2 separate regions of the Mus musculus genome follow, and region 2 is linked to region 1. Evidence: chromatin loops called from intact Hi-C (ENCODE). Cell type or tissue: heart. All regions are shown on one strand. Links, peaks and the distances in the headings refer to the core of each region. The heading gives the core; the rest is flanking DNA.

Region 1 (2,918 bases), core at 321-2,820:
CTTAATCCAAAACAGTCTAAGAACGAAGGCTTCTTTTTAGTTCTTTTGGCAACAAAACATGATTGGAAAGAAAGCAAGGCCCATTCTGGTTTTTATTGATCTTTGCTTAGTATGACTGTTCATACATTTTGGTGCAGCGATCTAAAAGCAGCTGGTGACAGAGCTGGTTGAAGGTGTTATGTAACATGTCATATGTGCACCATGCTACCTTTCTAAACTGAAAAATTCACAATTCTGAAATATAACTGGTCTATGGGGTTTTAGATAAAGGCATGGGCTGTTATTTTTATAGGCACTGACTCACTTATCTCTCATCCCAACTCAGAAAAATAGGCATTTTTTTCCTTTTGGAAAGGAGATATTCTTATTACAATATCACTAATTTTACACAAGGGAAAAGATGTCCAAGTGACTTCACTGTTGTGACAGTTCCTGCATTTGACCCAAGTATCACCCTTCAGGGGTCTAAGTGGTTTTGTTATTTATTTATTTTTAGAGACAGGGTCTAGATAGCCCAGGAAAGCCTCAAACTTGCCATCCAGCTGAGGATGACCTTGAACTCCTGTTTTACCTGCTTCCACTTCCCTAGTACTGAGATACTTGGCATGGGTCACCATGACCAGTTTCAGGAGTCTGAGCATTTAACCACCTGCATCAGATCCTTTGTGTATATATTATGGCTTCCAATTTAGTGTTTTATGGGATTCCCTAGTGTTCAAATGAATGGGTCTGTTTCTTGGGCCTTCTCTTGGGCTCTTTTTCTTTTCTTTTATTATATTTTATTATTATCTCTTAGAAGCCTGTTCTGTTCCTTTCCTTTCTTTCCTTCCTGTTTTTATTTTGAGACAGGGTCTGTATAGTACTGGATGTCCTGAAACTAGCAAGATGGCCTTGGCCTCAGCGATCCACCTGCCTCTGCCTCCTGAGATTTGGGATTAAAGGCACTTGCTACCACTGCCTGGCTTTTTGTTGTTGTTTTTTTGAGACAGGGCCTCTTGGCTGCCCTGGATTAAAGGCCTGTACCACACCATGACTACCCTGCTGCCTGTTTGTTTTCTAATGGGAGGGGAGGTGGGAAAGAACTGGGAGGAATACAGATGGGGGCAAACTGTAAGATATCTATAGGTAGATATCTATACCTATAGATATCTTACAGTTTATGGGGATAGAGAGAAATCTATGTTCAATAAAAAAAGCAAAACAAATTATCACCTCATTAGAAGGATGTTCACTGTTCACCTGTTATCCTACCATTACCCTTTCCTATAACCAAACTGGAACTAACACTGAACCTGCTTAAGTCCCTGCAAGGATGGGACTTAATCAACCAGCTGTCCACCTGGCTCGGATTGTTGGATTAAGGATTAAGAATAAACCTTTTAAGGTTTTGAAGAACCTATGATTTAGATTTATAGCTTTATTCTTTAATCTGCATGAAATTATAGTATGATCCTCATATGTCTGAGCCAGTTCAAGGTTCTTTTAGCAGAAACAGTGTTAGGCAGCTGTCCAAATTAGAGTGCCGAGGGACAGTGGATCAGAGTCCCGCCCCCGCCCCCCCCAGCTCTAAGGGACTAAATATTCCCAACACCAGATTCTTTCAGAGGCCTATAGAGTGCAGTGTGACCCCTAGTGGCAAAAACAGGCAATTTCACCGCCTCCTCTGAGCTATGCCAGAACCCAGCAGCTGAGTGAAATCTGATCAACTACTAGCTTATCAAAGAGACAGGCTGAATTTGATTGCTGCTTTTTTTTTTTCCCACACAGGCCTTACCAGGAATCCTAGTTACCTGCCCTTCCCAGAAGGCTTTCTTTCCACTCCTCACCTCATTCTCTGGGTGCCTTAAAACAGCTTAGGACACAACAGACAGGAGCCCTTGCATATTATAATCCACACATTCATAGGGCAGTAAGAAATGTCTCAAAAAAAAGGAAGAAAACAAAATAATAATACCCTCCAAAAGGTGGACTGTATTATGCTTCCCATTTTGCAGACAAGTGAGTGAAGTGTGGAGAAAGATGTTAAGTAACCTGCCTAAGGTCTCACCCTTGGAGGAGCTGCTGGATGCTGGCAGTCAAACTGAGCACCCCTAGCCAATCAAGGCCAGTTCTCAAAGAAAACATAAACAGGCAAGATCCCAGAGTGACAAGTAGGACACTTCCCTGAAGAAGCGATGTTTGGTGGAGGGGAGGTAGCAAGTCATATTGATGTCCATGGGAAGGATAATTCTGATAAAGAGAAAAGCATATATAAAAGCTCTAAAGTGTCTACCTGAGGCCATAATGTTTCTTGCCAGGTAGAGTTTTTCCTCTGCACGATCCAATGCATGGAGTAACTTGTTTGTTCTTGCAAAGTTGTTCTGTGCTGATCTTCACAGCCTCATACTCTGCCCTGTTCTGCCTGTGTGACTTTGAGCAAGTTGTTCAACCTCTCTATGCCTTGTTCTATATCTGTAAAATAGGGTATCTTACTCTCAAATCAAAAAATACTTTTTAAAAATGAGGACTCAATGTGTCTCTATATATGTAAAGTACTTAGAAAACTGTCTGTAGCACATGCTAGAAATGCAATAAACATTAGCCCTTAGGTTGTATGGCATCCTTCTCCCTCCCCCTTAACTTTCTGTACGACTTCACCATCTGGCTTCCATAATTTCTATGACCTTGACTTCTATCCCTCCCTCTCAACTTGTTTCCAGTCACACTGGCTTTTGAACATGGTAGCCATAATCTGGGCTTCAGGGTCTTTGCATTGAGTGTTCTTTCTGGTACATTCTTCCTTTACACAATATGGCTTACTCCTTTGTTTCTTTCAGGCCTTAACTTATGAGTCACATTTCCAAGTGTAGCATGCCTTGTCTCTAAGAGTTCAAATACCTTGATACTCTAGTCCTATTTGCCCCACTTCATGTCTGTTC
Region 2 (2,918 bases), core at 211-2,710, 98 kb before region 1:
TGAAAAGCTGGTTGTTAACATTTACCAGCATACCATGTGGGTATATGTTTTCATTTCTCTAGAGTAAACACTTAGAAATGATGTTGTTGGATTCATGATTGATTGATTTTCAAATTATTTCTTGTCCTGTTTTTGCAAAGAACTTAAAGAAAGAAATCTTATCTTTTTATAGAACCAACAGACTCAGCCCATTACATACAGGTTCTCAAAATAACTACTAGCTCGTTTTGAAGTAAGAAAACGTGACGGTACCATTTGGGACACAGAGTTTCTCTTAAATTCATCTAGTAGTCAGGGTGGCCATCTGTTACTTAACTATATCCAAAGGAAAACCAAGACTCATATCTTAGAAGAAAGAAGGAACAACTTTGAGCTGGACACATAGAGGAAGTTTGCATCAGACAGGGAGATAGGGGTGTTGTTACATTTGAAAGAGATGGTTTCAAGGCCTTTAGGAAAATTTTCTGTGGTTGTAAAACTGGCAAGAGACTGCCATACTCTTTGGGGAGGGGCAGGGTGCTGAGAATTTAACTCAGGGCTTTGTGGTTCATTCTCTTGTTGAGCTACAACCCTAGAACTAAGCTTTTAAGGAAGATTTATCTATCTATCTATCTATCTATCTATCTCCAATAGACAGAGAAAATAAAAGTTTTCTGAAGGAAATGCTCCAAAAAAAGAATGTAGGTACATACACATGTGTGTGTCTGTGCCTTTTCTTATTCTGATGCCTGGGTAAATTCAGTTTAAGAATTATATTCATCCTAAAATATGTCCACAAATGGCTGCCACAGGATTGCATTCCAGAACAACACTCCCTTCTTCACCTAGCCAGCTGTGGTCTGTCTTTCAAATTCCTCAACCCCTTTCCTCCCTCCCTAGAGCCAGACCTCCAGCACGGATCCGCTAATTAGCAAAAGTTATGACTACAGTTTCTTAGAGCTGGTAAATACTGAACATCATTTAGTCTGAGTCCACCCTGTTTTAAAGACCATCAAATTAAGATATATGAATAGTCCTTTAAAATGTGCTTTACACTACTGGCCAAATTGCATTTAAGGGTTTCTCTTGCTCAGATCAGTCTTAAATGGCCAGAAAATACAAAACTGAAATGGAGTCGTGCCTCTGACACGCACACCAAAAAAAGACAAGCTTCTTTATTCTATAGCACGGTTAGGGTTAAAGTCCTTAAAACGCAGTAGTCGCCCTGACTGCGCCTGCGCGCCAATCAGGACAGGCGAATTTGCCCTAGAGACAGCCATTTGAGCCCACCCCTCCTAATCCGGAACACGACCCACATTCCGCTGGCCCTGTCTTGATGGGCATGATCATCCTCCAATAAGAATGGAGAGACGAGTCACAGCGAGCCAATAGCAAAAAGCCTAGGGACGGTGGCGGTGGACTGAGAGGAAACAAGAAGACAAGCCCAAGATGGAGGCGGTGGTGGTGGTAGCGGTGTGACAGGTGAGGGCAGGCCCGGTAGGGTTCGGGTTTTGGAGCGGCTGCGGGACCCGGGTATGAAGTCCAGACCGAAAGCTCAGCTCCAAGATGCTTCCGTCTGAATCTCAGCGTTCTCCCGCCCGGAACCAAAGGAGTGGTTTGACCAGGGCGAGACCGTCGTCATCGACCGTGGGAGTGGATGGAGGAGTCGGCCTGCAGGCTGCAGTGGTGGTTTCGCTTGCTGCGCGTGGCAGTGCACCTGCACAGAGCTTGAAGCCCTTGGGGAGGGCGGGACGGAGCCAAATTGGGTCTGGGGTCTGGGGCTTGGGTGCGAAATTCCAAGGTGAATTCTTAAACCCCTTAAAATGTCTAATGACGTTTCCTCACGACGTCCAGGAGATGCAGCTCTCTCCCATGGTTCCTTATTGCCCTTCATATTCTACGCCACCTAGGAAGATGTCTGACGATTACCTCATTATCCCTAGTTCACCCTAATCCCTTTCCATGATTTCACAGTGCGTTTACACCAGTAATCTGTTTGTGACCCCCAGTAGTTATCAGGTACAGTTTTTGGAAACCCTTCCCCCAACCTCACCTCCATCTTCTTCATCTGGATACCATTGTCTTCCTTTGCCTTTCCTCTTGATAGTGTTTTCTGATGAGCCATCATTGCCACTGCATTTGATTTAGTGTGTAATGTGGTCTGTTATCCAGCTGTTTTTCACAGTCTGTAGTGACTCTTATTACATCTCTCTTTAGTCTAGGGTATGGCGAACCTCTGTGGACTCTAGAGGGTCTGGTGACCTCTATTAGCTACCTGACAGTACCTTTGATTCTACCATTAGCCTTATAGCTTATGCTCTGGAATACCCACAGTGCCTTTTAAGGTCATTGGTACTGTCTTCATTTCCTTCAATCTAAAAACAAGGTCTGATGATCCTCCATTTTCCTGTCCCCTGTCTGTGTCTGATTACCCATTCTCTGAAGCTAAGACAGCCTGTTTATTTCCATTGTGTGCCTGAGACCTGTGATTTTTCAGTGCAGTACATAATGGCTTCCCCATTAATCTCTAGAGAGTCATGTGTTCTGCACTGTCCAGAACCGTGTGCACTGTCTCCTCACTGCAGTGAGTCTCAGATCTTGGTACTCAACTATGACATAAGCAATAGGAGATTCTCAGCAGAGAAGGGTTAGTATCATTGGGCTGGTTCATAAAAAGTGGGATTTAGGGAACAGTGGGAACTTGGAGATGGAATTTTATATGTCCTCTGCCACTCTGCTTTCAGGCTGTCATTACTAGACCTCTGAATTTCTCCTCTGTCCTCTGCTAGGAGGCCTATGGCAGCTGCCCAGTCCTACCTCAGCCCATCTTGAAAACAATCTTAGGCAACATGGAACCACCACGAGGCCCTCCTGTTAGTGGGGCTGAGCCATCTCGGGCAGTTGGCACTGTCAAAGTGTACCTGCCTAACAAGCAACGC

What was found. Hi-C counts contacts between places; a loop is a spot of excess contacts. Peaks named below come from ENCODE experiments on the same cell type or tissue, not always from the same donor. Only the 100,000 strongest peaks of a DNase experiment are listed, where the experiment ranks them.
Region 2: a loop joins it to region 1, with 2.7 times the contacts of the local background. A loop is called at or near these places in 14 of 42 quality-filtered maps.

Annotation. Positions count from the first base shown.
Region 1 is chrX:20,944,604-20,947,521 of GRCm38, forward strand. All of the region lies in intron 1 of Elk1 (ELK1, member of ETS oncogene family), which reads right to left. Among named protein-coding and RNA genes, the nearest start is that of Elk1, 4.5 kb to the right of the region's middle. In heart, for the core only: a CTCF peak has its summit at 1,652 (motif pointing left); no DNase peak of the experiment used is centred there.
Region 2 is chrX:20,847,159-20,850,076 of GRCm38, forward strand. Araf (Araf proto-oncogene, serine/threonine kinase) reads left to right here and starts at 1,385. Exons shown (of 16, transcript NM_009703.2): 1 at 1,385-1,461; 2 at 2,769-2,918. The coding sequence starts at 2,829. In heart, for the core only: no CTCF peak of the experiment used is centred there; a DNase peak (open chromatin) is centred at 1,353; H3K4me3 peaks cover 1,782 bases; H3K27ac peaks cover 1,350 bases.